2 separate regions of the Mus musculus genome follow, and region 2 is linked to region 1. The links are chromatin loops, found by intact Hi-C in ENCODE. Cell type or tissue: heart. All regions are shown on one strand. Links, peaks and the distances in the headings refer to the core of each region. The heading gives the core; the rest is flanking DNA.

Evidence for each region. A loop is a pair of places that touch in the nucleus more often than their neighbours do. Peaks named below come from ENCODE experiments on the same cell type or tissue, not always from the same donor. Only the 100,000 strongest peaks of a DNase experiment are listed, where the experiment ranks them.
Region 2: a loop joins it to region 1, with 7 times the contacts of the local background. A loop is called at or near these places in 8 of 42 quality-filtered maps.

The regions. Positions count from the first base shown.
Region 1 is chr9:59,558,472-59,574,625 of GRCm38, forward strand. Hexa (hexosaminidase A) reads left to right here. Exons shown (of 14, transcript NM_010421.5): 7 at 853-985; 8 at 2,426-2,606; 9 at 3,472-3,555; 10 at 3,825-3,897; 11 at 4,396-4,579; 12 at 4,753-4,843; 13 at 5,412-5,516; 14 at 6,350-6,638. The coding sequence ends at 6,413. Among named protein-coding and RNA genes, the nearest start is that of Celf6, 12 kb to the right of the region's middle. In heart, for the core only: CTCF peaks have their summits at 7,359 (motif pointing left) and 8,827 (motif pointing right); DNase peaks (open chromatin) are centred at 7,290 and 8,910.
Region 2 is chr9:59,671,740-59,687,893 of GRCm38, forward strand. Pkm (pyruvate kinase, muscle) reads left to right here. Exons shown (of 11, transcript NM_011099.4): 8 at 182-334; 9 at 3,829-3,995; 10 at 6,305-6,486; 11 at 6,989-7,633. The coding sequence ends at 7,095. Gramd2 (GRAM domain containing 2) reads left to right here and starts at 8,415. Exons shown (of 12, transcript NM_001379375.1): 1 at 8,415-8,513. The coding sequence starts at 8,473. In heart, for the core only: CTCF peaks have their summits at 4,063 and 6,800 (motif pointing left); DNase peaks (open chromatin) are centred at 4,072, 6,842 and 8,382; H3K4me3 peaks cover 929 bases; H3K27ac peaks cover 807 bases; H3K27me3 peaks cover 2,111 bases.

The sequences.
Region 1 (16,154 bases), core at 3,494-11,493:
GGAGCCCAGTGCTGAGTTTCAGGTTCAGGTTCAGGTCTTAGTGTTCTGTTGCTGTGAAGAGACACCACGACCAAGGCAACTGTTATAAATGAAAGCATTTATTTGTTTGGTTTTTTGTTTGTTTGTTTTTGTTTTTTGTTTTTCGAGACAGGGTTTCTCTGTAGCCTTGGCTGTCCTGGAACTCACTCTGTAGACCTCGAACTCAGAAATCCGCCTGCCTCTGCCTCCCGAGTGCTGGGATTAAAGGCATGCGCCACCATGCCCGGCTAAATGAAAGCATTTAATTGGGGCTTGCGTACAGATGAAAGATTTAGTCCATTGTCATCATGCAGGTAGACGTGGTGGAGAAGTAGCTTGAGCGGTGTTCTTCTAGATATCTAGGCAGCATATCTATAGGAGAGTGAGCCACTGGGCCTGGCTTGAGCTTCCAAAACCTCAAAGCCCACCCTGCCCCCAGTGGCATACTTCCTCCAACAAGGCCACACCTACTCTAACAAGGTCACACCTCCTAATAGTTCCACTCTCTGGTAATCAAGCATTCAAATCTATGACTGTATGGGGGCCATTCTTATTCAAACCATTACAAATCCTATTTCAGAAAATAAAAGAAAGTTGTAGAGGAACACACACAATGGTGCTGCCGCATGCAGACATGCACACTCACCAAAAGAAAGCAGTAGATGTGATAACTTTGGGGAAATTTTATCATAGTTTTATCATAATAGACTCTTGAAGAAGTCACCAGTACACATGGGCTTCGGACGAGTGTTCTAAAATTCAGGGTGTTTGAATATCTTCTCTTCCCAGTAGCCACAGGAAATGAGATCCTGAAGCGTATCTTCTGCCTTTCAGGGGTCCTTCAACCCTGTCACTCACATCTACACAGCACAGGATGTGAAGGAGGTCATTGAATACGCAAGGCTTCGGGGTATCCGTGTGCTGGCAGAATTTGACACTCCTGGCCACACTTTGTCCTGGGGGCCAGGTAAGAATGGAGCTGCAGTTGGAGGCGTCTGCTAAAAGAGGGGCTCCAGGGCGTTGGTTCTTAGATGTCTTATATCTTGGCCTTGGCTCTTGAAAAAATGTTCTCCATCAACTCCTGCCTAGAGGGAGTTCCTTCCATAGGTAAAGCAAGAAAGTGGCTCAAGTGAGCCAGCTCCTGCTTCGGAAGTTACTCCTAAGGGTGTCTTGGCCCCAGAGTCTTCCTGCCTGGGCTGCTCCTAGGAAAAATTTAATTTATGCAGAGACTTTCACTAGTAAAATTATGGGCAGATGGGGCTGGAGAGATACGACTCAACAATTAAGAGAACTGGTTGCTCTTCCAGAAATCCTAGGTTCAATTCCTAGCACCAACCTGGCAGATAATAAATATCTGTAATAGTAGCCCTTTGGGATCTGATACCTTTTGGTGTGCAGATACACATACACAGATAAAACATCCATATACATAAAACAGATAAGCCTTAAAATTATGTATGTATGCATGTGTGTGTATGTATGTATGTGTTTGTGTATATAAGGGAAGAGGCCATGCATATTGATAGACATCTGTAAACCCAACACTTAGGAAACCACAAGAGGATCTAAAATTTAATGCCAGCCTGAGGCATAAGTGATTCAGGCTTCTGCCTTCTGCCTCCCACCCCCCTCCCCTGCTCCCCCCCTCCCAACAAAAGCAAAAGTGTTTCCCAGACATTGCTGTAGGTTTTTTATACCTTAAAGTAGATACTGAGGAGTTTGACCCCTAGGGTAGAATTTGTATGAAAGAAGATGGGGGATTGGGGGTGGCACACACCTTTATCCCAGCATCAGGCAAATCACTGAGTTCAAGGCCAGCCTGGTCTAGAGTGAGTTCCATGATACCCAGGGCTACACAGTGAAATCCTCTCTGAAAAAAACAAAACAAACAAAGCAAAATAAAAAACAAAGAAGAAGTTGAAGCTAGTCTTTGGAGATCACCATTGCATGATCATTTTTGCTGCTCAGTCACTTGCTTCTGTATCCAGGAACCCCGAGTGAACCCTAGATGACACCTTTGGGAAGACTGGAATAGGCTGCCTCCTGGCCCAGACACAGCCCTCGGGGAATGTGGAAATGGGCAGCAGGCGCTAGAGTGGAGGGGCTGTCAGTGGGTGCTGACACGCTGTCTCCTTAGCCCTGAGGGGCTGGGTGGTTTATGCTGGAAAATGTGTGTGGGGTAAGATCGTACACATCGGCATTCATTGCCAGTAGCCCAGCCTCAGTCTCTGATGGTAGATATATCTGTATTTACTTAATTGTGACTAAACAGGTTGTTACTGATGCTTGTGAGTACCCAGCACTGCACGTGTGGATGAACAGTCATCTACTCTATCTAGGGCCTACTGTGCAGGAGTATCCATGGGCAGGTGTATGTGTAACACTCGTGGGTTCTCTGTTAACTTAGGTGCCCCTGGGTTATTAACACCTTGCTACTCTGGGTCTCATCTCTCTGGCACATTTGGACCGGTGAACCCCAGTCTCAACAGCACCTATGACTTCATGAGCACACTCTTCCTGGAGATCAGCTCAGTCTTCCCGGACTTTTATCTCCACCTGGGAGGGGATGAAGTCGACTTCACCTGCTGGTAGGAGCCTTTGGACTTCACGCACCAGCCTGCGGGTGGGTTACTCAGCACTATGGGCCTGCTGCTGCTACTTACGGGCTCACCTCTAAGGGAGCCATGTCTCAGCCCAGAGAGGCCCTATATGAGGAGCAAGACTGTTGGTTTGAACTCCTCCTCCTCCTCCCTCACATCCTGGGATATTTATGGATATCCTCATTCTGAGCCTAGAACTGTCTTGGAAAAATGGAGGATAAAGAAAAACAGTCCCCACTTAAGAAGGCTTAAAATAGTCCAATCAAGAGTCTAGTGCAAGCTAGAGAGCACTTACTGATGTATATCAGAGGACTGAGGAATAAGATTTGGATTCCCACCCAGCACCCATATTGGGCAGCTCATGAATGCCTGTGACAAGACCTAGTTAATGTTAAGTCATAAAGCTCAAACTCTCAGATCTACAGCGGCCAAAAGGGGCCAAGGGGCTTCTGAGCAGTGGGCCCCAGAGTTAGGTGTGAGGAAAGTTTGTCTTTTGGGAACATGATGAGAAAGGCATGGACGCAAACACAGGCACTGTAGGTTAAGGAATCTGCAGCAGGTCAGAGATCATAGGCTTGCGAGACTAGTGTGATCCAGAGAGCAAATGGAAGGCGCGTTCTCCCTGAGAGCGCGGGTCTGAGACTCCTCAAGATCAGGCCTCTTTCTTTCTTAGCCTGTGTCTGTTCTCCAGTCTTACCTGGCTACAAGTTGGCTGGAGACCTTGGGCTGTCTCGGGTGGTTTGATATTTTAGGTGGAAGGGGCAGGTTGCAGGGGGCTGGATGCCTAACCTGAAGGTTGTCATGGCTACAGGATGCTGGAAGAGCTAATCACCACTCTTTTCTGGCTTCCCAGGAAGTCCAACCCCAACATCCAGGCCTTCATGAAGAAAAAGGGCTTTACTGACTTCAAGCAGCTGGAGTCCTTCTACATCCAGACGTGAGGAAGGAAGGAGGGCGGGCGGGCGTGTTAGGGATCACCTTCTATGGGGAATGGTGTCTGCTCTCAGTACCAAAGTCAGTCCCGAGGACCATTCCCTGCTCCCTAAGGGTCCCTTTGTCCTATCTGTTCAGGTTTAGAGTGGTCAGGTGGTAGATCTACCCAGAGATGCTCATGTCCAGTCAGGGCTAGGCCCTGCCAGGCTCAGCGCCTGGAGGGCTGGCACACACAGCCGAGTGACACCTTGCTGATGCTCCTCTCCTCTCCAGGCTGCTGGACATCGTCTCTGATTATGACAAGGGCTATGTGGTGTGGCAGGAGGTATTTGATAATAAAGTGAAGGTGAGCAGGGGCAGAGAAGAGAAAGCACCCATCTCAATCTCCCGGGCCTCCCTGACCGCTCTAGGGACCAATCATGTTGCCAAATAGGCTCTACGGTCCGAGAGCTGGGCGGCATCTCTTTAGCTCTCTAGAAGAGCTACAAAAGTGTGGCCGCTGGAGTTTAGGTCAGAACCTCGTATCTAATTGTGGATTCCTGAGGCTTTGTGTGCTGTGCTTTCCTTCTGAATCATAGACTTAGATCCTCTGTTTCTTTGGACCCCACTGCCATTCCCCTCAGCTCTCAACCAGTAATTACTTCTTCTATATAGACAGGGAAGCTACGGTGGGTCTGGGAGGGGAGCAGCAGGGGGCTCTGTTAAGTAGTGAGCACCTCAGCTCAGAAGCATCCTTTGCTGCTGGGAAGCTGGGAGCTCTCCGTGGCCTGGGTACCATGCGTAAGAATGAACCTCGAGTCTTCTGAACTCTGTACCATGACTGCCCTTTGACCTTTCGTGACAGGTTCGGCCAGATACAATCATACAGGTGTGGCGGGAAGAAATGCCAGTAGAGTACATGTTGGAGATGCAAGATATCACCAGGGCTGGCTTCCGGGCCCTGCTGTCTGCTCCCTGGTACCTGAACCGTGTAAAGTATGGCCCTGACTGGAAGGACATGTACAAAGTGGAGCCCCTGGCGTTTCATGGTGAGAGCAGGGTGCTTTGTTGGCTGGGCTGAGATCCAGGCTAGGCGTTAAGAGGGGCAAGGAACACATTGCAATTTAGGAAATGAGATGGCCTTTCTGAGGAGAAGGCCGCACTGGAAGGATAGTTGGAGGAGAGCCTCACCACCATGGTCTGTTGTTTTATTTTCCTTCAGGTACGCCTGAACAGAAGGCTCTGGTCATTGGAGGGGAGGCCTGTATGTGGGGAGAGTATGTGGACAGCACCAACCTGGTCCCCAGACTCTGGTAAGGATTTTGGGGTGAGGCCAGGAAGGTAGGGTAGGGGGTGCAGAGGCTAGGCTTGCGGTAAGGCTTGTGCCTCACAGTCTCTGTCCCTTCCAGCTCCCCAGTGCTACACCCGTGAGGGAGGCTCTGAGACGATGCTTCTCTTTGCCTGGGATGCTCACGTCCCATGTGGCTTCTGTGTGTGCGTCCAATAAAGCATTATGTGTGCAGGAGAATGGCCATTGTCTCCACTTCACAAGTTCCGTAAAGAACCCAGGGGTACTTGCTTGGGATGAGAGTAAAGGCATTTTCTCGGCAACCTCCCCAAATACAGTGGGGTATACCACGTTAACTTTCAGCTGACATGCCCTAAGGATTACCCTTATTCTTATGTCTCTGGGAGAGGAGGAGCTTGGAATCACTGTCTGTATGCTGATGCGGATGGTTTTAATGAGGGTGCAACTGAGCCCTGGAACTGCCTTAGAGCGCCCATCTGGTTGTCAACTTTGAACAAGGCATCATTTACGGCTGAGCTAGTTTGGGAAGGAAGACACACAGGGCGCAATCTTCTGTCTCCTCCCTCCTGTAGGCCCAGAGCGGGTGCCGTCGCTGAGAGACTGTGGAGCAGTAACCTGACAACTAATATAGACTTTGCCTTTAAACGTTTGTCGCATTTCCGTTGTGAGCTGGTGAGGTAAGCGGGCTCTGGGCAGATCTAAGAAGAAAGGAGTAAGAGCCAAAACTTTAGAAGTTTTTGTGCTAGGTACTGTCTAAGAATACTCCATCCTGTAGAATTTGTATCACAGCCCATAGGTGGGAACATTTTGTCTCCATTTTAGGAGTATACAGCCCCTGAGTACTTTATTAAAAATCGGCAGGAAGCAGGATTTGAACCTGTAAGCTTTGACTGACTCATGAATACCTGTACTCCCTTGACTGTGGCTTGTGTAAGCAGTCATTTGATAGAAACATAGCCTAGTGCAGAGCAGACATGGCTGAGAGCCCTCTGTCGTGAGCTCTAAGACACTGGGTAATTGAAGTGGCATTTTGTTTATCTCCAAGCATGTTGGGTTGGTTTGTGTTGTTGTTGTTGTTGTTGTTGTTGTTGTTGTTGTTGTTGTTGTGATAATGGAGGTGTGCTTAGCGGTTCCCTAAAGGTCAGTTCTTAGGGCTTCTGAGCCTTAGCTCGAGGACAGGGTTTAATCCCCAGCTCAGTCCTTTCCACTGCTGTGCTTATTGAATATTAGAAGCAGGAGTGGACATCTGAGTGGGCCAAGAGCATCAGACATCCCTCAGGCTCTGTCCTCTTTTCCAAAGTAACTGAATTCTGGTGGGGGAGTAGAGACCTGCACGATAGAAAGAGTGCCCTCATTGAGAATCTTGGAGGGAGGTCTCCAAGTAACTTGGGTACAGTAATATTTTGAGATTCACTGAAATGGGAAGGAGGCTCTTGGTTATTGTGGAGATGGTGTTGCCATGGTCCAAGGCCAAATAATTCATCTTCCATTTCTTTATGTTCTCTTCCAGGAGAGGAATCCAGGCCCAGCCCATCAGTGTAGGCTACTGTGAGCAGGAGTTTGAGCAGACTTGAGCCACCAGTGCTGAACACCCAGGAGGTTGCTGTCCTTTGAGTCAGCTGCGCTGAGCACCCAGGAGGGTGCTGGCCTTAAGAGAGCAGGTCCCGGGGCAGGGCTAATCTTTCACTGCCTCCCGGCCAGGGGAGAGCACCCCTTGCCCGTGTGCCCCTGTGACTACAGAGAAGGAGGCTGGTGCTGGCACTGGTGTTCAATAAAGATCTATGTGGCATTTTCTCTAATGAGTTTGGGTTGCTTGTGTAAAAAGAAAAAACGAATGAATGGCCCTCAGGTCACCACCGGTTACACTCAGGACCCTCTCCTGGATTGTACAGGTTAAAGGCAGTGAGTGCTTCACCAGTTCTCCCACATGTCTGTCCTCAGAAAGGACACTTCATTTTGTGTCCCTTCCAAGGCTTCTGTCTGTGGAAGAAGATGCTGTGGGAGCTTAGGGGAGCTCCAGACTCAGCCTGGTCCCAGTGGTCACTTCCCTTGAGCCTCTGCTCCACTCTCCTCCTGGGTTCTTAAATTTCCTTGACCCCGCTATTTGTGTACTGTTGAGCAGATACTGTGGTTCAGGCACCGGGATAAAGTCTTTTGATTTTATCACATGAGGCAAGAATTTCATGTGAGCCAGGCTAGCCTTGAACTTGATGTATATATTGGCCTTGAAATTTCTGAGCCTTCTGCCTCCCAAATTCTGAGATTACCACACACCAGCAGTCACAGCAAGGTGTTGAATTTGAAGGACCTGTTTCTGAGGGGTCTGGACAAATCCAAAGTAGTGCAGCCGGTTTCCCACTCCTCCCTCCCGGTTGTCAGCCCATAGCATCTTGTGAATGACACAGCTGATTTGGAAAGTGAAGCCCTGGGGACTGAGCCCCGGATGAGGGTGTGACCTGGTATCCTCTAAGATGAACTGTCTTAGAGAACTGTCAAGCTGTGGATGCAGCCTGCCCCCTGCTGGTTGCAGGTCCCTTAGCCTGGTCTGCAGAGGCAAGGAAGAGGTTCCAGGTATCAGCTTACAGCATTCTGGGTACTGAAGCTTTTGAAAGGCAGGGCCAGATATCTTGGTCCTTAACTGCTACTCTTCAGTCCCTCAGGCAGGTTCTTTGGGGACCGGATTGGCCATTATGATTTGCCTCTGTCGTGCCATTTCTACAGGAATAGAGTGACTACCTTCTGCTAGAGCAAAATTCTTAAGGAATTTAAGTCCCACCTAGCCAAGCCCGAGTTCTAGCCTGGAACCATAATCTAAGCCTTTACCTCTACATCAAAAGAATTCTTTCATCTGTTATTCAGAAGCCTGAGGGTGCTTGCTAGTGAGGACTCTGCAGAAATGGACCAATACTGGCAGGAATGAAAGTTATATAGATACTTGACACCCTCTCTGAGTATCCCCCCTTTCCATACTTTAGACTTTATGTGTCTGAGTGTTTTGCTCACATGTATATCTGAATCCTGTGTTCTGGAACTGGAGTGATGGACAATTATGAATCAACTATAGCAACTATGCGAGTCTTCTTTGAGGACAGGAGTTTTCTTAACCTGGAGCCACCTCTACGCCCCACCCCACTACACACACACACACACACACACATCTTTTTTTTTTTTTTTTTTTTTTTTTTTTTTTTTTTTGCTTTTCTAAGTCAAAAGTCTCAGCATGTAGCCTTGGCTGGCTTGGACCTCATAGAAATCTGTCTCTGTCTCCTGAATGCTGTGATTAAATGTGTGCCTCACCCATCCCACCCACCCCTAGCCAGGTATCGGTTTCTTGAGACAATTCACCCCAAACTGGGAGCCCTCCATGTGCCATGCTGGAAGGACAGCTGAGGCCTCTTTGTTGCACACTGAATAAATCTGTGATTTACTGCTGTTTGACTGAGCCCTGTTAGTCTGCCAGCCCCCAGACTCTTCACCTGACAACTATAACAGAAACATTGTCGATAGACTTTAAATGCCCCTGACCTCTCCCAGGACATCTTGGGCGTTCCCAATGTTCAGGAAAAGAGCAAGCACTGATCTGAGTCAGTGAGGGAAGAAGCCACAAAAATAGGTCTTAGAACTAAGTTTCTGTGACTATACTCAACGAAACATTTTCTTTCTTTTTTTTTTTTTTCCAGAGCTGAGGACCCGAACCCAGGGCCTTGAGCTTGTTAGGCAAGTGCTCTACCACTGAGCCAAATCCCCAGCCCCGAAACATTTTCTGTAATGTTATTACCATTTTTTTTTTTTAAAAATGGTAGTAACCTGGTCAAGACAAGACAGCAAGTGCTTTTCTCCAGCCACCCACCGATGTTTGTGTTCTGTGACCATGAGGTCATTAACCTGAAGACTGTCAGATCTCAAACTGCCCATAGGCCAGGAACAAGGTTCACAGCCAGGCACCCAATGTGTACAGTGCACAGAATCAGGCTTGCTAGGGTTCTCGATGCACCACCAGGGGGCAGAGAAGTACCCATTTTGCCCCTGGCGCTCCTCTGAATAGGAGGAAGTGCAGGACCCATAGGAATTAAAAGGAAGCAGAGCGTGTGTGGCCCCCCTTTCCTTGACATGAGCGGATGCTGAGTGGCCAGCAGTACACCTTCCAAGACTATGATTAACTGGTGTCCCCGATGACTTCAAGTGCACATCAATGGATGGTTGTAGGGATAACACATCAGGGCTTAGGGGTCCAGGTGCCACTACGGCACTAAGAATGCTGTGGTGGTGTCGGGGAACTTCGGGACCATTGAAGTGAGGAAGGTCAATAACTGGGAAGGTAAGGATAATGTGTTCTATGTTCATATGAGACATGTGAGTCCCCATCTAATATCCCTAACACCGATGAGGTCTGTCCACGTAATTCTTATCAGTACCTTGTGAGGTTAACCTGACCCATAATCTAGATTCAGGGTCTGATGACCTGGCATGATGAGTGTGTGTTTGTTTGTTCTACTCTGAAAATAAGAATTAGGAGCTTTGTTAAGTAAAATTGTTTTCCTTTACTAATAAACTCTAAAAGGTTGAAAATTAGCATCCTTTTCTATACTGCTATTAACACAGGATTATAATATCTCAACAATTATTTGCTTCCATTCATGGTAACCAGTTGAACCCAAGAGTTTATGCCTATTAAGTGCTCTGCCACCAAGCTACATCCGCAGCCCAGGATAGATAGCTTTAAGAAGAAGAAACACAGGACTGTTGAGATGGCTCACCAGGTAAAGGTGCTGAGCCCAAGTTGTTCCTTGACTTCTTATAAGTTCTGTGGATCATGAGCATGCATGCATGCACATACATGTGTACAACACACAATGCCATAAACTTTAAAAAAATAGGTATGTCTTTCAATCCTATTCCCTTCTCCAAAGTTACCTTCCATAATTTAATTTAAATCACATTTTTCTACAGTGTCTGATACTTAATTGTGATTTATTTCCTTTTTTTTTAATTTAAGCTGGGTGGTGCACACCTTTAATCCCCATGCTTGGGAGGCAGAGACAGGCAGATCTCTGAATTCCAAGTCAGCCTGGTCTACAGAGGAAGTTCCAGGACAGCCTGGGCTACACAAAGAAAACATGTCTCAAAAAAGAAATTTTTTTTTAATTTGAGACAAGATGTGATATAACCTAGGCTACCCTTAATTCACTATTTGAAATCCTGACTTCATCCCTGAATATTTCGAGTGCTGGGATTACAGGCATGCATCACCACATCCATCTATTAATAAATTGCCTATGGATCACTTTATTGCAGTTTACAGGAGGGGTGCTTAGAAACTACAGAAGGGTATAAAAGAGGAGGCAGAGCTGTTGACAGGCAGACACTGAAGGAAGGTAGAGTGTGTTCCACTTGGCTAAATGTGAGAATGAGAGCGGGTAGTCAGTTACCTGAATACTCTATCCTAATAAAGGATTGTTGGATGGAGAAATTTGGAGGGCACTGCTGATGTTTATCTAGTCTCTGTAAGTCAGAATTCTTGGACAGTCAGCTGGGCAACAAAGTGCTTTGTCGCTCCTCTGTGTTGGCCATGTCAAATGTGTAGAGTACTCGGCAATGATATTGGGTTTAGGATGTAACTTAGTGGTAGGGCACTTGCCTGGTGTGTAGGTAGGAGAGGCCCACCCACCACTCCATCCCATGTCATCCCGTTTTTGGTGTTGGCGTCACCATTATCTTCACTGGGCTCCTTACTTTTCCTCTTAGGGTTAACAGCCTGACAAAAGTATCCTATGGAAGGAAGGGGTGTTGTGGCGCATAGTTTGAGGTTACAGTTTATTGTGGTGAGGAAGTCACATTTGTAGAAACTTGAGGCAGCTGGCCACATTGCATTTGCAATGAGGATGCTAAGAGGGAGAATGCTAGTAGTGCTTAGCTTGCTTTCAAGTTTATGGGGCCCAGGGCTTCAGCCCTCCAAATGATGGCACCTACGTTTATGGTGGATCTTCCCACTGCAATTGACCTAACCAAGGTGTCCTTCACAGATGTTCCCAGAAGCTAATGCAGGCTAGATAATCACCGACACATACACCCAGGGCTGGGTTTAGATCCTGCCAAGTCGACAACCATCACAGGGACAGATAGAAAGGTTTTGTGGCTCAGTATGATTATACAGATAGTTGGAGTCTGAATTTGCTTAGAGAATGAAGCTCCAAGCTCAACCCTACCTTTTGCTATGCCACCACTGGCCACTACATTAGATGTCTTCTTTTTTGGACACACACACGACACACTCATGATGCCGGTTAGTCTGTTAGATCTTGGTTTGAGCCAAGTTTTCTGTTCATCCATGACAGGGTCTCATGGATCCCAGAATGCTCTCAAACTCACTATGCAGCAGAGGAGCCCTTTGAACTTCTGGTCCTCTGTATCTTGTATGCTGGGATCCCAGTTGTGAACCACCATGCTCAGTTTGTGCAACTCTAGGGAGTTGAATGTATGGCATTTTACCAAGTTAACCCCTAGCTTCCCTCAACCACCACACACATCCCATCTTTCTCTAATGGAGTTAAAGGCTCTCAGCTCAGGTTTTCTTGTTGGCACTAACTTGTTTTCACTTTTCCCTTCCCATCATGCCCAGGACACTGTAGTTTGGTTTTAGCCCCATCCAGAGCCTTTCTAAGCAAGACTGGGATGAGCTGCATGTTAAAGCCAGGACACATTGAAGTAGTAAGCTATGTATCCTGTGACCTGGTTCTGAACTTTGAATCTTTTTACTTCTCCCTCTTGAAAATCTCCCTTGCCAGATTTCTGTGAAATTCTTCCTGCCGCCCTCCAGCAAGCACTCTTTAGCTATGTCCACCCAACAATGCTGGAACTGGGAGCTGGGGGCTGGGGGCTGGGGGCTGGGGGCTGGGAGCTGGGAGCTGGGAGCCTTCCTCCCTCTGCCCCTCCCTCCTCACTTTCCTCCCTCTTTCCTTCTTTTTATTAATCCTCAAAATGGGAGGAGCCGCCAAATCATCATTGTCAAATTAAAGCAATTAACTGATTGATTAATTAATTAGTTAATTAATTAAAACAAGCTGCCTCCCCTTAAGGCAGGGTTTGAGAGGTCAGCATTGGATATGAGGAAGACAAGGCTTTTCTAGCTTAGGGGTAGGGGTTCCAAATGGGAGAAAATAGGTGGGGTTATAGGAGCAGGACAAACAGGTTAGTCCTAATGACCTCTTGAAACCAAGGCATGGTTGCAAGGTGGTGGAACAAAGTAGTCATAGTCCTGACAAGGTAGTCAGTAGGTGGCCATATAACCTTTTGAAACAGACACATCATTGCCATTTCTGGAATATGAAGTACAGAACTATTTGTGGTTAGGTTACAGGTGGGGCATAGCCCAATCCTTGAAAAAGAGAAGTTTAAGCATAAACAAGAATGAAGTTAGTTTGATTTTTACTATAAGATGGCTTTTGAGCCTACGATGGAGGCAAGCTGGTTCTTCATCTCCCTTCCTCAGAGCTCACTATGTAGCCCAGGTGATGCTTGAATTCAGAGCAATGCTCCTGAGTTAGCCTATGGGTGCTGGACTTCCAGGCATGAAATCCTCGGTTTCCCCCTCTCCTCCTCCTCTCTGTAGTGTCGAGAATTAAATCCGGAGTTCTGCTTAGGCTGAGCAGGTACTCCTCTGCGGCGTTACAGACTCTTTTTTTTTTTTTTTTTTGTACACAGCCTTTGTTTTTCTTCAACGTAATATTATTCATATGTAAACAAGTCCTTAGTGCCTTACTTTTTCTTATAAATGTTTGTATGTGTTTCTATATAATGTCATATGTAGGTTTATCCACAAAGACATACATACATGTCCACATGTCCATGTCCTCTGAATTCCCTATCCCTTGACTGTCCCTCACACATCTTCACAGCTCTCCACTTCAGTATTACACAATTCCACCAGTGCTTACAGGTGAAATCTAGGAGGCCGGGCAGTGGTGGCGTAAACCTTTAATCCCAGCACTTGGGAGGCAGAGGCAGGCAGATCACTGAGTCCGAGGCAGACTCCAGCTGCAAAGTGAATTCCAGGACAGCCAGGATCACACAGGGAAACCCAGTGTTGAGAAATGGAAAAAAAGAAAAAGAAAAAGAAAGAAATCAATCTAGGAATCCTGTTTAACTTTTTTCTATTCCAATCTTTGTCCATATGTGCTCATTCTACATCAACAGTTCTTAGGTCCATTTATCTCTGTTTACACTGCTCCATCTTTGTTCAGGCTTGGCACACTTAGAATCGCATCCTAGTCGATGCACTTGACTTGATTTTTCCAGAAAAATAATTTTTAAAAATTGTAATTATGTATATGTGTTGTTTATGTATTTGAATATAGGTGACCATAGATGCCAGAAGAGAGAGCATTAGATGCTCTAAAAAGGAGTTACAGGAAGTCGTGTGCTTCCTAACGTGAGGTAAGATCTGACGCGGATCTTCTGGAACTGCCCTCACCACTGAGACATCTCTCCACTCTGAGTTTCTTTTAGGTTTTTAAACGCATTTGACTGCTAGATCTCTCAGCATGGAAGTCCAGCTTCCTGCTTCTAAAGGAGCCATGTCTTGAAGTGCCATCTCCTATCGCTCTACCTGTATTATCTACAAAGAAAGAGACTTGGCTCAAGCAAAAGAGGTGATACTTCCTGACCATGTACAAACATTTCCATAAATGCAAATGTCTGAGTTATGTAAGTCTAGATAAACATCAGTGCACCTCATGTGACAGAAGTAGGCCTTACACGTTCCAAAGAATAAACCTCATGAAGATAAAGGGAGCCACAAGTGCAGAAACACCCCTGTAACTTCAATATTTGGGAGGTGACAGAGGCAGGAGGCCCTGAAGTTCAGACATCCTTGCCTATATAATGAGTTTGAAGTCAGCCTGGACTACATCAGACCCTGTCTCAAAACAAACAAGAACTCCCCAGAGCAGAACTTTATGGGAAAACTTATTAAATGTTTGGAAAGATATAAGAAGACCCATATATAGGTATATGGCATGATCATGGATTAGAAGTTTCAATATTCCAAGAGATTAATATGGTCTATAGTGTCAATGTGATTCCAAATGAAATCCATTTTTTTGAGATAAGGTCTTACTATGTGTCCCTAGCTGTTCTGGAACTACCTATGTAGACCAGACTGGCCTCTAACGCACAGAGATCCACTTACCTCTGTCTCTCAAGTGTTGGGATTAGAGGTGTGCACCACCAAACCCAGTGAAGCCCGTTTTTTGTTTGTTTGTTTACATATTGCATTAGTGGAATTCAAAACAAGAGCCTTGTACCTGCTAAACAAGCAGTCTACCATGGAGGTACACTTTTTTTTTTTTTAAGATTTATTTATTATATGTAAGTACACTGTAGTTGTCTTCAGATACACCAGAAGAGGGCATCAGATCTCATTATGAGTGGTTGTGAGCCACCATGTGGTTGCTGGGATTTGAACTTCGGACCTTCGAAAGAGCAGTCGGGTGCCCTTACCCACTGAGCCATCTCACCAGCCCCGGAGGTACACTTTTAAGACCTCAGTTTTTATTTATTTTTTAATTTCTATTTATTTATTTTGTTTTTTTAAGACAGGGTTTTTCTGTATAATCCTGTCTGTCCTGGAACTCTCTCTGTAGACCAGGCTGGCCTCTGCCTCCTGAGGGTTGAGATTAAGGCACACATGGTCTGTGGCACCATGCTAGGCTAATATCCCAATTTTTAAATTGTTGAATTTGGAAAGGATTTTAAAGTAACTGAAAGAATAAAAATCCAAGAGTAACAAACTTTTTTTTTTCTTTTGTTTTTCTGTTTTTTCGAGACAGGGTTTCTCTGTGTAGCCCTGGCTGTCCTGGAACTCACTTTGTAGACCAGGCTGGCCTCGAACTCAGAAATCTGCCTGCCTCTGCCTCCCAAGTGCTGGGATTAAAGGTGTGCGCCACCACTGCCTGGTCCATTATCTATTCTTAAAGGGCAATACACACATTAATTTTGTGGAATATTACCACGACAATACCAGATGTCAAGAGTCATTATGAAACCAGGTATGGTACATGCCTACAATCCCAGCACTTAGAAGGTGGAGGCAGAAGAATTAAGAGGTCAAGGCCAGCCTTTGAAGTATCACCTCTTTCTTTCCACCCAGCCATTGGCCACTGGCATCTTTATCAATAGATCAATAGGGCTGGTGAGATGGCTCAGTGGGTAAGAGCACCCGACTGCTCTTCCGAAGGTCCAGAGTTCAAATCCCAGCAACCACATGGTGGCTCACAACCATCTGTAACGAGATCTGACACCCTCTTCTGAAGACAGCTACAGTGTACTTACATGTAATAAATAAATAAATCTTTAAAAAAATATAGATCAATAAACATCAGTAACCACAGATTCCCAATGAAATCAAAGCACCAGAACTGCTCCTCTACAAATCCTAGCGCTGGGGAGGCAGATGCAGACAGGTTTCTGCAGGATTGAATCCAGCCTGGTCTACAAAGTAAGTTCTAGGCCACCAGTGCTGCACAGTGAAACCCTGACTCTAAATAAATAAAACCTTTAACTGGTGATAGGGCTATTGGATCATGAATAAACAAACTCATCGAACAAGATATGAGACCCAGTAAAGAGCTTATTCATACGTAGACACCAAAATAGAGGTTAAGCTGAAAATTAGCATGAGGACTCCTAACTCTTTTGAATCCCTATAGCACGGTGGTGGCAGAAACCAACTTAGAATATTGGTACTTCTCCTATGAAAATAACACAGACCAAATCGACGAATTTAAAATTAAGAAGGTTGCAATTATGTCTTCATTGATGTAAGAGAAGAACTGAAAAATCCCATACCATGGAGCACGCCTTTAATCATAGCACTTGGGAAGAGACAGGAGGATCTCTGAGTCAGAGGCCAGCGTGGTCTACAGAATGAGTTCTGGGCCAGGCCAGGGCTACACAGAGAAACCCTGCCCCCCCCCCAAAACCAAAACCAAACCAAACCAAACCAAACCAACCCCCCTCCCGGAAGCCTATTATTTGTCATGATGCTAGAGTGGGTAATTGGGAACAAGTTTGCCCCTGGAGATGATGGGAAGGACTTAAAAACACTAGAGGGAGGAAACATTGCACGTCATGAATGAGATGAGGTCTGAGAAGGACTAAGATTCAGCACTGAAAGCCTAGCATTTGAGGTAATGTTCCACCATGGGCACAATTGCCAATTCTGAAGAATTGTATTCTGGAAAACACTTTGGATAATGTCATAGGGATGGGAATTCAAAGCTGTGGTCTAAAGATTCCACACACCCCCCCCCCATCTC
Region 2 (16,154 bases), core at 3,253-11,252, 110 kb after region 1:
ATTCCTTCTGCATTCTCCACCTAGGAGACCTGGCCTTGTCCTGTCCTTTGGGCACACATAGCTGTGATCTGTGCACCTGCACAATCTTAAGGGAATTATCTTGGCAATTATCACTGAAGATGGCCTAGGATCTCATTTAGTGATGGTCTTTTACCGAGAGCCCTTGTCTGTCCCCTCCTAGATGCTGGAGAGCATGATCAAGAAGCCACGCCCCACCCGTGCTGAAGGCAGTGATGTGGCCAATGCAGTCCTGGATGGAGCAGACTGCATCATGCTGTCTGGAGAAACAGCCAAGGGGGACTACCCTCTGGAGGCTGTTCGCATGCAGCACCTGGTAAGTCCTCCAAGCCTACCACCAAGGCCTCTGCATCACCCAGTCTTTTACCTCCCTCCGACCACGGCCAGAAGAGTGAGGTGTGTGGAGCATGCTCTGCTTCTTGATTTTCACGTTGTGCTCTCGCTGCCTGCGCCCCACCACGTTGTCCTGCTCTGGCGATTACCTTTTCCATTACGTAGGCCACATCTGGCTAAAATATTAAAGTCCTAGGACTTAGTCAAGGGATACCTTCCTCCCTCCTGAACACCCAGACGGCGGGGCGGCCTCTATTCTAAAGGAGCCAAGAGTGTGTATTCTTGGCTGTTCGCCTGGTTTGGCTTCTAATTTGATCTCTTGATGGTCCCATGAGCAGATGCTTCTCTGCACTGCAGGCTGTAGCCATACTAAGCTGCTTTGAGCTGGCCTTGCATGGTGCCTGTCACATGGGACGTCTCTTGCTATGCCAAACCCAATGTAGGGCTAGAAATAGCTCTGGGCGTGGGGAATGGGTGCTGAATTTAGCAGGTTCTGGACTGGAGATTATAAAGACTTTCTCTGGGCAAATCTATGCTCTTTTTGACTAAGTCTTCTGGTTTCAGTAAGATAGGGTCTGGAGGTCCAGCATTCAGAGCCTGAGGCAGGAAGATAGCTTGAGGCTAGGCTGGGCTAGAATAAGGCATTATCTTACAGAAACAACAGACTTCCAGCTGACCTGACTCCTGCTGACTGTGATGGGTGAGGACCCAGAACTTCCTGAGCAGAGCAGTTAGCTAGGGCGCCAGTTAGGACCTTTCCTTGCCTCATGAAAGCATTGTTGGCTAACTTTCTTGGAGCTTTTCTATTCCCTTTTCGGCCAGCAAAGAACCACTGTTCTTTTTGTGTCTCCAGTTTCCAATAAGCCCCCAAACTGAAAGAAAAAAAAGCCCCCTTCAGGATTAGACATCTTACCTTGCTTCATTTGTGTACAGCTGTTAAGTAGATTCCATGATCTACCCATGGTTTATCTGAATTGTAGCTGTAGCCAGATGTGTGCCTATATTGAAACAGACCAGCCGTTTTGTAGAAGCTTGAACTCAGCTTGTCTCAGCTGGTCACCTCCTGATCTGATTGGTATTGGGAGCTGATCTTCACAGCTTCTCAGTAGCTAGCATGCAGACATTCCTTCTCCAGCAGTCTGTGTGCCTTCCTGATCTACACCAAACCCCCTTCTTTTCTAGTCACCTGCTTAGTTGTCTTATCACCTCAGAGTGGTCAGGAACAAGACCAGGTAGTCTAAACCATGCAGTCACATACATGGATTTATCTTTGTATAGCTCTGGGTGACTTATATGACCGCAAGACCTTGCCCAAGGTGGCATTTGATGAGATTAATTATAATTAATTAGTCATAACATTAAACAATTTACTGCCATAATGAAATGTTAGATAACCCTCTGGGCTCATTGATGTAATCTTTGCATTCTCATTTTCTTTTTAAAGGGAATCACATGTGATAGTGTGTTTGAGCACAGATTTGCTATCCTCATAGGGCCAGCCAGCTGTCTGTTTGCACCCTGCTGTAGCAGGTGTGGGCAGAGTAGGAGTTAGTTCTCATGTCCTGCCCTCTCTCATGCCCTGCCCTTTCCTATGAACAGACACCTTAGAACCTCGAGGCTGGGATTGCATGGCCCTGCTCAGAAGATGAGTCACAGAGTCCGGGTTAGACTGTGGCTGCCCCTTCAGGGGGTGCAAGCTTCTCTCTCATCAGTTAACACTCAGGATAGCTTCTCCCCTTCATCTGTTCGCTGCCTCCTCCTCTGTCTAACTGATATAGTTCATGACCTGTAATTAAGAGCTAGACATCCCAGCTATGGTCGTTTCCTGTTCATGTCCTTTGGGCTGCATGCATTCCATTTATTTGTAACTAAAAGAATACTTTCCACTTGCAAATCTGCTAATACTACCAATAAATGTGAGTTATTGGTTTTACATCTTCTCTATACTAAAATACTTGGGATTGCACTCTCTAAAACTTAGATTTTCATTCTAATGCCTGGTTTTACTTGAACAGATAGTCTATATATAACACATTTGCTGTTTTGTAACAGTTTTAATTGCTAAGTTTTAATTGGTGTCTTAAGGCATGCATGCTTTCTCAGGCATCTGCCTCTTCACACGGCTGTCCACTGTGTTCAAGTGAGCCAGAGTTGGCCACTGTTCTGTTTAGAACTGGCGCACCATGTAACTTTGGCTCTTTTGACCTTTGACCCCAGCTTTCAGAGCTGCCCAGATGTTTCTATTATAAACCAGGTGCAAGGACTCGCTCTTGTATGTAGGCTAAGCTAGATGTCTTGTAACCACACAGCCGTGTGTGGAGGGGAGGCCTAGTTCTTCCTGTAAGCTGTGTCATGAGGCAGTGTGGTCAAGTGGAAGTGTGGTTGGCTCCACCTTGGCATCTTTCCATGCCAAGGTCCTAGGGCCTAACAATATGTCCCTGTCTTAGCTTCAATCAAAAACAAAAGAAATTGATGGTGCCTGCCTGTTATCCTAGCACTTGGGAGGCTGAGGCAAAGAAAATAGTGATTTTTGAGGATAACTGTGGCAAGTTCAAGGCTGATAGGGGCTATGGTAAGATCCCATCTCAAACACATGGGGGTGAGTCCCATCTCATAAACACATGGGGATGGGGTTTTTTTTAAGAAACAAAGGGGAAAGTCCCAAAAGGATAATATCTTTCTAGAACGGAAGGAACTTTCCTTGTATTTGAACAGTAAGGGGAAAAGGAGCAGCCCAAAATCCCACGCAACCATTCCAGGAGCATATGGGCTTTGACCACCCTGCCTCTGCATCTGCCTCTGCATGAAGAAAAGATTAAACCTAAACCTAAGGGTGCCTTCCTTCCTCTCTGATGTAGTTCCCTGTCTTTCCATGTGTTGTCTCTCTTGTTTTTGCCTTTATCCCTCTTCCTTATCCCTCCTACCCTAAACCTTACAGATAGCTCGGGAGGCTGAGGCAGCCATGTTCCACCGTCTGCTGTTTGAAGAGCTTGTGCGAGCCTCCAGTCACTCCACAGACCTCATGGAGGCCATGGCCATGGGCAGCGTGGAGGCCTCTTATAAGTGTTTAGCAGCAGCTTTGATAGTTCTCACGGAGTCTGGCAGGTAGGGCCCTAAGGGCAGGTATCATTATAGGATAACCAGCTTCTCGCGCAACTAGGTCCGCTATGTGCCTGAGCCTAGGCACAGCCTCTCTCCTTCAGGAAGACAGCCAAGGTCACCATAGGGCAGGACCAAAGGATTCCCTTGGGCACAGTGGAAGTCACAGCACCTGGTGCAGGATGGTTCCTGTGGAGTTTCTAATCTTGCTCAGTTCAGAACATGGAGTGGCTCACCTTCTCCTGGCCATTTTTGTGCCCAGGGACATGTTCCTTCCCAGTTGTCTGTGACTCCTTTCCTCCCTCTCCATTTGTGACAAAGCTCTGACAAAGCCCTGTCCCCCGTCCTCGTCCCTCTGGACGGATGTTGCTCCCCTAGATTGCCCGAGAGGCAGAGGCTGCCATCTACCACTTGCAGCTATTCGAGGAACTCCGCCGCCTGGCGCCCATTACCAGCGACCCCACAGAAGCTGCCGCCGTGGGTGCCGTGGAGGCCTCCTTCAAGTGCTGCAGTGGGGCCATTATCGTGCTCACCAAGTCTGGCAGGTAGGAGGCGGCAGTGGCTCCCTGGGGATGCCCACGCTCAGTTGACACCTCTCCTTGAGGATGCCAAGAGTGAGTGGCTCTGGGCCAGTTTAAGGCCCCTGGCTGCCACTAGAGGATTCCAGGCAGCACTCACAGATAGACCAAACCAACTGGCTGGCTCCAGTGCACGTTCAAAGCCTGCCTCACAGAGAGCTGGAACAAACACCCAGTTTCACCGTGATTAGTACTGTGGGGCCTTTTGACAGAACACTGCGTGGCAGCTGGGCATGGCGGAGCATGCCTCTAATCTCAGCACTTGGGCCAAAGAGGTAGGCGAATGTCTGGATTTGTAGCCTGTCTAGTCTACAAAGTGAGTTCCATCCAGGACAGAGCCCTACTCACAAAATAGCTCAGCTGGTAAAGTTGCTTGCTACACAAGCTTGACCCATATTTGGTCCCCAGAAACCATGGAGGACGGAGAAGGCTGGCCCTGGGTATGCGCAAGGGTACACACTTGGAGGGGTCTTGGTGGATAAAGGATTTGCACAATCATGACTATCTGAATTTGAATCTGGCACCTTAAAGGTTTTTTATTATTACTTTTTATTTTTTTAAAGTGCACACAGAGGTCACCAGGAAAGGTGGTCTGGCCTTTAGGAGCACTGTCAGTTCTTTCAGAGGCCCAACACCTGCCTATATATGGCAGCTCACAACTGTCTGACTCCAGTCCTGGGGAAATCTAATGCATGTGGTCAGAATACCCAGGCAGCTGTAGTGAATGTACGGTGGAGGGAGAGAGTGAGGTGCCCAGTGTCTATCTATCTATATAGCACAATAGATAGATAAAAAATACCCAAGTGTGGTGGTGTGTGCCTGTAGCCCCAGTGCTCATGGTGCAGAGGAAGAAAGAGCAAGTTGTATCACAGCCTAGCTACAGAAAGCCAAACACATGTAAAATCAGTGTGGAGGACTAGGCACTGGTCTGTCTCCCTAAGGCAGTGTTCATGAACTAAGTAGCAGAAAGCTACTTAGGCCTGGGCTGAGGATGGTGGCCTCTGTGTAAGCTTGGCCATGAATGTTGGTATGTAGCTGGAAGCCAGGGATGATGGGGTACTGAGAAATGGGGACACTAAAACTATCATTTTTAGTCCTGGAGTTTTGAAAGCTCTAAAATACAAGGTCTATGCTAATTCTGGGGTTTCTCTGAAGAGTTCCTGGTTCCAGCAGCTACCTCCTTCCTTCAAAGCCTATGTATGCAGGCTAGCATGAAGCTCTGCTGTGGAATTCCTCAGTCCCCCGTGCCTAGCTAATTGAGTAATCTGATAGAGATAGACACTATCATTTGTTACAGGTTGAGAATAGGGGTTCCCTACATTCCCAGGGGATCTTGAATGGCCAGATATTCCTCTTACCACACCTGATCACCACCCAGATTTCTTTTTCTTTCTTTTTTTTTTAAATTTATTTATTTATATGAGTACACGTACTTCAGACATACCAGAAGAGGACATTGGTATCGGATCCCATTACAGATGGTTGCTGGGATCCCATGTGGTTGCTGGGAATTGAACTCAGGCCCTCTGGAAGAGCAATCAGTGCTCTTAACTGCTGAGCTATCTCTCCAGCCCCCAGATTTCTTTTTCTTTCTTTTTTTTTTTAAAGATTGATTTATTATTATATCTAAGTACACTGTAGCTGTCTGCAGATGCACCAGAAGAGGGTGTCAGATTTCTTTATGGATAGTTGTGAGCCACCATGTGGTTGCCGGGACCTGAACTCAGGACCTTCTGAAGAGCAGTCAGTGCTCCCAACCACTGAGCTATCTCTCCAGCCCTACCACCCAGATTTCTAAAACCATAGAAATTCTGAGGTTTCTTTTAACATTAGCTGCTAGGACTCCCATAGGAGAACAGTATAGTGTTATGGTGAACATTGTTGGCTTCCAGGGCCTGGTAACTCTGCTGCTGTTCTTTGCAGAAGAAGTCAGGAGCTAGGCACATGGTACTTGGATTGTAAAAGTTGCTGGCAGCTACAGGAGTGGGTTCTGCTGAGATTGGGCCAAAGCTGCCTCACTGCCAGATGGAAGGGTTCATTTGTGGGAAGAATTCTACCAGCCATGCTCCTATAGGACTGCCCATACTGAGAGCAGGATAATCATCTTAGAAAAGACAGGACAGGTCTGAGGGGCAGGCCAGACCTTGAAACAGTTGTCAGTGGGCAAAGCCTGTGGTCCAGAGTTGAATTAGAGGGTATTACTTTTGGCTTAGGCTTACTGAAAGGGTCTTATGACATGTTTAACGGTCAGTCTTTCCAACCTGTTTCCATCTCAGGAGTGCTCACCAAGTGGCCAGGTACCGCCCTCGGGCTCCTATCATTGCCGTGACTCGAAATCCCCAGACTGCTCGCCAGGCCCATCTGTACCGTGGCATCTTCCCTGTGCTGTGTAAGGATGCCGTGCTGAATGCCTGGGCTGAGGATGTCGACCTTCGTGTAAACTTGGCCATGGATGTTGGTATGTAGCTGGAAACAAGGGAATGATGAAGTGCTAATAAATGGGGACCCTAAAACTACCACTTCCTGAAGTCATGGGCTGGGCCTATCTGTTTTATCACCCAGTTGTAAGATTAGCTGGAGCTACTGTCCTGAGCAGGGTGGGGTTAGAGGGTGGGGAACACAAGCTTTTGTGGCCTTATTCCTATATAGAGACAAGGAGGCAGCTGACCCTGACTCTCTAGAGTATAAACTGAATGGTGTCCAAAGGTCTCTGCATTCTGAGTTCAGCCTCAGCCCTTGTTTAGGCTAGGAGGCTTGCACCATCTTGTGGTGAGAAGAAGTAACTGTCAACCTGCTCCCCTACCCAGACGAGGATTATTAGGGCAGTTATCTGCACCTGCCTTGTTGGATTTGTGTCTGGGTTGGGAAAAGTGCCACTTTGTGTGATCAATTAGGACTGTGGGGCTTTGCAGTTTTCCTCAAGTGTATACCTCTACTCACCAACCTCCTTTTCCCCCCAGGCAAGGCCCGAGGCTTCTTCAAGAAGGGAGATGTGGTCATTGTGCTGACCGGGTGGCGCCCTGGCTCTGGATTCACCAACACCATGCGTGTAGTGCCTGTACCTTGATGGCCCTCTGGAGCCCCTCTTCTAGCCCCTGTCCCTTCCCCTCCCCTATCCTTTCCATTAGGCCAGCAACGCTTGTAGTGCTCACTCTGGGCCATAGTGTGGCGCTGGTGGGCTGGGACACCAGGGAAAATTAATGCCTCTAAAACATGCAATAGAGACCAGCTATTATTCAGGGCCCTACCTGAGCCAGGGGTGGAGGAGGAATGCAGGACTGGAAACCCTGACTTTATCACAGAAGGGCGGCAGCATCTCTGGGCTTTGCTTCTGTAGAAAGTTGTCAGAATTCCCAGCCCTAGCCTGGAGTCAGGAGACAGCAAAAGAGTAGGGGCTGAGGGTGTGGGGCCCAGGGTCCCAGTGTAGATGACGACTTCTGGCCCTGGCCCTGACCTGCTTTCCCAACAGCTTTGGCCTCCCCACTTCTTGTGCACTCCACTTCTGTCACTGCAGACACTCCACTCTCCACCTTGTATTCTGCAGAGTCTCCAGGCCTGTTGCTATAGTGCCCACCTGAATGTCAATAAACAGCAGCTGAAGCACCTGTGTTGTGTTTTGTTTTGTTTTTTTCCGGGGGTTGGTAGTGGTGGTCGAGCCCTGCCCTTTGAGCAATTGAGAATGACAACAGCCAGGAGGCCTGGCCTTGGGTGCTATGGATCCACCAGATAACCTTCAAGCACGGGACCACTGGAGACGCCGGAGACTGAATACTTTGGGAGTATATAAGTTGCCTCCTGCACCAAAGTGCGGCTGTGTATCGGGAAGCTGATCCGTTCTATTTCAGGGCAAATACTAGAAAAGTCTGGGACAGGTTCAGCTAGCACCTAGAATGGTCGAATAGTGGGCTGATCCCTGTGGTAGAGGCCTGTTGAGGGCGCTGTAGGATGAGTCCCTGATTGGATACTTCACAAAACCCTCAGCCTCCATAACAGTTAAGCACAAAGGGTCTCTTGTTTTCCTGTTGCCCTCAGGAATAAGGTACATAGAAACAAGGTGGGACCCTTGTCCCTGGCAACTCCCAACAGCCACCTAGTCAGAGGCTAAGGCCTCTGAAATTGAGATGTTGCAGCACCAAGAGCTCAGGTTAGGTAAGGAGGTTGGAAGGCGGAGTAGAATGAAGAGCCCTGAGGGAACATTTTGATATGAAGTCCCATAATTGAGGACCCAGGCCCTGGTTTCCTCGACCTCACAATTTTGAAGACCTACCTGCAGCTGGGACCCATCAGGGCGGTCTGGGAGCGGGGAAGGCTCCACCAATTGAGCCAGGCTCATTCTGCGCGAGCGGCCAATAGGCGTGTGGGGGCGGGCCTTTCCCGGGGTGGGCGGTCCCCGGAGGGCACTGGGTCTGGCGCACGGCCTCGGGCTCCCGGAGAAGGCGCTGCGATGACCGCCCTGAGCCGTAGCGAGCCTGTCGAGGCGGGCAGGTAAGGGAGGCGTCCCGGGGCTCCAGGTCCAGGAGGCTGCGACGAAGGGCAGGGCGACTCTGGGAATGCCGCGCCTAGGCGCCTTCTGCCTCCCGGCTGGGCACTTCCAACCGCAGAAATTTAGGCTTGGACCCTGCGCCTCCGCCCGGCTGTGAGGTGTGCGAGTCTGGTGCGATGTATCCGATGTGTCTTGGTGGCTTCAGGCGAGCGGAAGGCACGCTCCCTTCTGGAAATCACCTCGTGTCGGCCACCCTCGCGGTCCATTCATTTGTGTTTCATTCATTTCTCGCCATAACGACCCCCCAGTCCCGGTTGTCTCCACACACAGCCTGGCGCTTCCCTGTGGGCCTCTGCAAAATCAGCTCCTCTCCTCTCCTCTCCACTCCCAGCGGGATCTACTCTTAGGAGCACACTCGGCTGCTTCTGAGGCAACGTGGAGCTGTCCCAGCACGACTCGGCCGCACCCCGTGCGCCAGGCCCGGGCGGGCTGGGGCTGGTCTCCAAGCCCAGAGAGCTGGTTCAAAGTCGGCTTGGGAGGAAAGGAAAGTTCTTGCAGGTAGTGGAGAATAAGTGGGGGGAGAGAAGACAGGAGGCGGCATGGCAGATGACATCAAGAATGGTAACTGTGAGCTGGGAGGGTAGGTAGTGTTTACCTAGCATATATAAGGCCTTGGATTTGGTCCTTAGCACTGCATAAAACACATTGGTGATGCACATCTACAATTCCAGCACCGTATGCAAGATGGTTCATGCTTGCTAGCTCCTGGGAAGCTTACATGAGCTGAGATTCAGGGTCATCTTGGACTACATAATGATTTCAGGTCCAGCCCTGGGGAGTTAGGGAATTTAACTTTTGAAGTGGTGCAGATGAGATTATTTAGGGGGAAGATGCGGCCCGTTGATGAAACTGTAAATTCTTGCTCCCACCCAGCCCCAAACCTGCAGGATTGGACATCCCTGGCCAGCCAGGATGGATTGAGGTGGGGCAAATGTGATCTTGTTCCCACATCAACCTTGGTACATAGGGTGATGAGTTAGCACTCAGTCCTCTACGGGCTTGAGGGGGTGGGCTAGCTGTGATCAGCCTTTGTCTCTGGGTTTGCCTCCTTCAACGTACGTATCTGGTTGTGCAAAGGTGTCCTTCCACTCCTAAAGCTGGAAGACAAGAGTCTTGCCAGAAGAGATGGGTAGAGGGTATCGCTCGCCCTGTGGACTGCTCTTCAGTCTCCTCATAAGGCCAGTTAGACTGCAGCATAGAAAGGCATTCTTAGAGTAAAGGTTAGAGTTTGGCAGTCATTAAGGGTGTTCTTAGTGGGGACCTTGGGGCAAGTGAGCAGACCCAGTGGGCAAAGCTGACTGGTTTCACCCCAGCAATTCAGGAGGTGTCTGCTGGGGCCAAGTAGAAAAGGTTTTCTCAGCTTCCCAGAGGGCAAGAAGTTTCTAAATAGTCTGGAAAGGTCAGACTGAGCCTCATCCAGGCCTTACTGTTGGTGCTTGTTTTAAAATTTCAAAACTCGGGTTGGTCCTCAAAACTTTATCTGGGACTAGAAGTGAATATGTTAATTCATTTACTGGGGATGTTCTGGTGACCCCACTAGGGGTGAGGACACAGTATTCAGGGTGGTTTATGCCTGCTAGCCTCCAGGGAGCTAGCTTTCCCATGATCTGCTAGTGCTTGTCAAGGTGACTCCACCCAGCCCTTAAGCTGGCTAAGCTGTTGCTTTGGCTGCTGAGAGACACGTTCCCTATTTATAAGACTGACAGGAAGAGCTTCACTCTGAGAGTCAGAGATGAATTCAGATGCTCTTCCCACTTTGCTGCGACTTGGAGCAAATCACGTCTGTCTCAGAGCCTGCTTTACCACAAAGTAAGAAGAGATGTGACTTCGGCTCCCTAGAGACCGCCCCTCCACACAGTCAGTGGTTCTACCCAACGAGTTTCCACCTCCACTTCTGGAGATGCCTCGGTTCTTTTCATATTTTTCCCTTTGCTGTGACTTGTCTTGGGAGCCCATCAAATCACGAAGGGTGTAGCGTTCCACTTCCACTTCAGTGTCTAGTACTTGAGTCTGGATCCTGGAGAATGATGTGTTCATCCTTCTCTGAGAGGAGAAGACAGGTTTCCCTTAATTCCACAACGATCTTGGATACAGTGATGAGCCTGATAGCGGTCAGGCTTGGCCTCCGTACCTCTTCACATAGACTGTACGGCATCACTCTCTCGGCCCCTAGTCTCTAACCTGTAAGCTACGATTAATCCTCCTACCTGTTTATTAATGTAGGGATGGATGGGGATTAGGGCACATAGCCCCAAGAATGAGTTTCCTGAGGCTGGGGAGATGGCACAGTAGATAGTAACATCGTGGCTTAAGCATGAGGGCCTGAGTTCCAGCTGGGTGTAGCCAGTAGACGTGCAACCTCAGCACTATAGAAGGGAGAGAAAGAGACATCACTGAGCCACACTCCAGGCTAGGAAAGACCCCATCCCAAGGGACTGAAGAGAGTGGTGGAGCAGGACACCAGACATCCTCCTCTAGCCTCCTTGAATGTGCACAGATACTCACCTACCACACACACACACACGTGTGCACACATGCACGCACACACACACACACACACACACACACACACACACACACACACACATACACATGAGGAATGAGCTTCCTCCATGACTGAGAACAGTTTCCCCTACAGTGTACCTGCCTATGGTGGCAGTGTGCGTTATTCTTAAGCATATAAGCTTCAAAGGGACAAACTGCCTCCCCTCTCTTCTTTCTCCCACATCTACACATTTTTGTTAGTTGAGAAATTACTTGCCAGGCAGTGATGGTGCACGCCTTTAATCCCAGCACTTGGGAGGCGGAGGCAGGCAGATCTCTGAGTTTGAGGCCAGCCTGGTCTACAGAGTGAGATCCAGGACAGCCAGGGCTACACAGAGAAACCCTGTCTCGAAAAACAAAAAACAAACAAACAAACACACAAAAACCAAGAGAGAGAGAGACTTGGTTAGAATTTAGGCTTGGTTTAATACTTGTAGTAACTGAATCGGCCTTTCAGTCTTTGTTCTAAATTGGTATTTCCTCGATGATGTTTAAAATTACATTAGGCTACTACCTACCTATTTGCCTAGGATGCAGCTCTAAAGATCGGCTCCAGGGTTAGGCAAGCACACTACCATTAAGTCACAACCCCAACTCTTTCAGGGTTATTTAAAAATATATTTTTTACTATTTATTATTGATTTTTCAGACGGGACCTCATGTCACCAGGGCTAGTCTTATACTTCATATGGCACAAAAAAAAACCAACAACAACAACAAAAAACAACAAAAAACAAACTTGAGCTCTTTTTTAAAAAAAAAAAGAATTATTTATTTATTTTGTGTGAGTACACTGTAGCTGTTTTTGGACACACCAGAAGAGGGTATCAGATCCCATTACAGATGGTTGTGAGCCTCCATGTGGTTGCTGGGAATTGAACTCAGGACCTCTGGGAGAGCAGTCAGTGCTCTTAACTACTGAGCCATCTCTCCAGTCCCCCCAACACTGAGCTCTCTTTACTTTTCTATTCTCTTTTAGCATGTGTGCAGTCTCAGCTCTTGTGTGCATGGCACAGGCACAGAGGTCAAAGGAGAGTACCTACTTCCTAAGTGCTTAGATTAAAGGCATGCACCTCATACCTGCCAAAGGAACACTTTGGGGGAGTTTTCTCCTTTGCACCATAACTTCCAGGAACTGGACTGAAGTCATCGGGCTGGCAAGGCAGGCTCTCTGCCGGGGATCATCCCAGCTATCTCCCCAGCCTGACCCTGACCCTTGGTCCCTCACATCTGACTTCCCAGCTCTTTACATTTTTAAAATGGTTTTCATAAATTGCCCATGCTGTCCTCAAACTCTCAATCTCCCGAGGAGCTGAGATTCCATGCTTACATCACTAAGACCAGCTTGGAATTTTTTTTTAAGTGGAAATAAAAAGCACTTAAAATTTTTGTTTAAGTCTCCAGTGAAGTGCTTTCCTTTTTCATGTGCTGACATAGCCTATCAAAGGCTTAGCAAACAGTTGTCCAAACCCTTCTGGTATTTCATTTCCTTTCTTTCTTTCTTTCTTTCTTTCTTTCTTTCTTTCTTTCTTTCTTTCTTTCTTTCTTTCTTCCTTTTTTTTAAGAATTGTTTATTTAGTGTATGTATATGAGTACACTGTAGTTATCTTCAGGTACACCAGAAGAGGGCATCGGATCCCATCACAGATGGTTGTGAGCCACCATGTAGTTACTGGGATTTGAACTCAGGACCTCTGGAAGAGCAGTCAATGCTCTTAACCGCTGAGCCATCTCTCCAGTCCCCCTGATATTTCATCTCATCAATTCCCCTTTTTCTCCAACTGAAGGTTGGTGGCAACCTTGGTTTGCCTGGGCAAATGGCTGTCTCTGTCTGTAAGGCTGCTCCTTTCTATATTTTCAACTGTGTTGGAATGAACCAAGACGACTCAGAGCTTGCTAGTGATCACCTAGACCACACAGAACATTATTTACATTATTGTCATTATTGGAGCCTTTTTGTTTTTCTTTGGTGGTGCTGGAGAATCTAAATCAGGGACTCATACACACTCAGCATTCATTTTACAACTAAACTATGTCCCAAGCTCCAAAAATAACTTCTGAAACTTGAAGGGCTACTCAGAAACTTAATTTTATGGTAAGTCAGTGACATTCGGAATCACAAGGCTTCCTTTGCTACCAAAGAAATTGAAATTTTTTGTTCTGTGTTTAATTTTTTTTTTTAATTTTCATTTAAGAGTGTGTGTATATAAGAGAGATGGGGAGAGAGGGAGAGAGAGAGAGAGAGAGGAGAGAGAGAGAGTCACTATAGCCCAGATTGCCTTGAAATGGATTTCATGAGGTTCCTCTTATCTCAGCCACCCGACACTGAGATTACAGGTGTGAGTTGCAATGCCTGACTCCCACTTTGGTGGTGGTGGTCAGAATATTGATGGGGCTCAGCAGTTCAGAGCACTAGCTCTTCTTCCAGAGGACTCAGGCTTGCTACCGGCACCCAAGCGGTGGCTCACAAGCATCTGCAACTCCAGTTGCAGAAGATCTGATGCCATCTTCTCGCTTCTACAGACACCAGGCTTGCAAGGAGCGCATAGACAGACAAACTTACATACAAGCAAAACTTCTCACCTGGAAGGTGGATCTAGATCCCTGGGCAAGTAGGGAGGGTATTTGACATTTCAGGAAAACCCAATGTTTGGTTCTATCCCTTTGGGTCATGTGAGTAACCCCTGATGTTTATGCCACCTAGACTCATTTCATTAAAGAGCAAAAGGATCATGGATCTAATTCTGCAAGCCTTTTTTTCATTTGTCAGGTGGATTCTTTCTTTTCAAATAAGGGTTCCCTCTTTGATTACATGGCTACTCTGAGGACAGCTAGTACTGGGAATAAATACTTGGCTCTCTCTTTTTATGCACTCATTTTCAGGGGCTGGAGAGATGGCTCAGTGGTAAAAGCACTGGCTGCTCCTTCCAGAGGACCCAGGTTCAATTCCTAGCACCCATATGACAGCTCACAACCATCTGTACCTCCAGTTCCAGGGGCTCAGACACACTCACGCAGACATACAAACAGGCAAAACACCAATCCCCATAACATAAACCACAAATCATTAAAATAGATAAATAAAATCTCAAAGAATTATTTACTGATTTTCATAATTATAAGATGGGTCTCTAGTGTCCACCAGTGATTTGTGTTATTATGGCCTCGTAGACTTCAGCAGAGCGGGTAGATTGTAGTCTACTGTAAATAGAATTCTGATTGCTACTCATACTGTACCATCCTTCAAGACTGTGGATTAGTCTTTGTGCCATGACTATAGTTTTGATGCCTGCCTTCCTCCCTCCCTCATTTCCGGTAGGATTAGATGTTTTAGGCTTATTTGTGCATTTCCTTCTTTGGTTTCAGAATCAGCTACCTCTCTAAGACACGCTGTTCCCTTGCCTGGGAAGGGCACTTAGAGACCACAGTTGAAACCGAGTGTTTATTATTACTTATTTGTTTGTTTGTCTGTTTATCAGAATCATTTTGGGAGCCTGCATCTTGAATCTGTTTTATTGACGATGAGATCTAAGGATACTTCTGCCACAACCCCCAGGAATTCCCACGCCTGCTGCTACCTGTGTCTATCCCTGAGGGACGTGGCTTACATTAGACCAGAGACCCCTCTGGTGGTCAACAGCTCTTCCACAGGGGTGACATATCAGATATCCTGCATATCAAGATATTTACCTTTCTATTCATAACAGTAGCAAAATTACAGTTATGAAGTAGCAAAGACCATAATTTTAAGATCGAGGATCGCCACAAGAAGTGGAACTGCATTAAAAGGTGGCAGCATTAGGAAGGCTGAGAACCACTGTGTTAGCCTGTCACCTGAGGTCTATAATGTGGGAAGAGACTTTGGAGGAGCAGAAAGTGTGAAGGCTACTTGGAGGGGGTAGCAGTGGGGGTGGGGCATGGCCTCAACTGTACCCATCAGACTAGGAATGGTTTCATCAAAGAAGCAGCAGAATGACAGATTGCTGTGGGGGAAGGGTCAGTAACTAGAGGATGGTCCATTTGGGCTTGAGAATCGTGGCTGTAGCCACATGCCTAAGGAAACGACGGAGTGGGTCCATATTTTGTTTTAAATTCAACTGTCTTTCTAGTCACATACTTCTTTTGCTTTTTGTGTCGGTTCTGCAGATTGAACCTGAAGTCTCAGAGCACACCATAACTACTCTTACCAGTCCTCTGTATCCATACCCCTGAGCGGTGTGTGTGTGTACGTGTGTGTATTCATGTGAGCGCACATGCACCATTCCAGCATTCAGGAGGCAGAGGCAGACAGATCTCTGAGTCTGAGACTAGAGTGGTCTATAGAGTGAGTTCCAGGACAGCCAGGACTGCATAGACAAACCCTGTCTCAAACAAAAGGAGAGGGAGGGGGAGGGAGGGGAGAAGAGGGAGAGGGAGAGAGAGAGAGAGGGAAAGGATTTTGTGTTGCTTTTTTTCCTTTCCTTTTTTTAAATTTTTTTTTTTTTAAATTTTGGTCTTTTATGACATTTCTAGGTAGTCAATGTAGCGTCATACAAGTAGTCCAACTTCTCAGAGAAATCTGGGTCTGAGGTCCTACTCTCCATGATTCACTGTCTGTTAGACATTCACTGTGGCTTTGTCAGAGATCCCCAGGCTGTGCTGGCTCTGGAACTGATAGAGAGTGTGTGCTCACCCAAAGGTAATCTCCTCCGAAGTGCCTCTGGCTCTGAGGATCGCTGATGACTCAGCACCAGCCCTAAGAGCTTCCTCTGCCTTCCTTCCTAAGGTGTGAAGCTCGCTCTACTTTAAGCCTTGCAGTACTAAGGCATTGCATAAGCTATGTAAACGCTCTACTGCTAAGCTACAGCCCCAGGTCTTAGTTAGCGTTTCCATTGCTGTGGTGAAATATAATGACCAAAAGCAACTTGGAGAGGAAAGGATTTGTGAGCTCCCAGCTCTCAGGCCCTACTCCATCACTGAGGGAGGCTGGGCTGAAACTCAAGGCAGGAACTGTGGAGGAGCGCTGCTAACTGGCTCTCTCCTCACAGCCCACTCAGCCT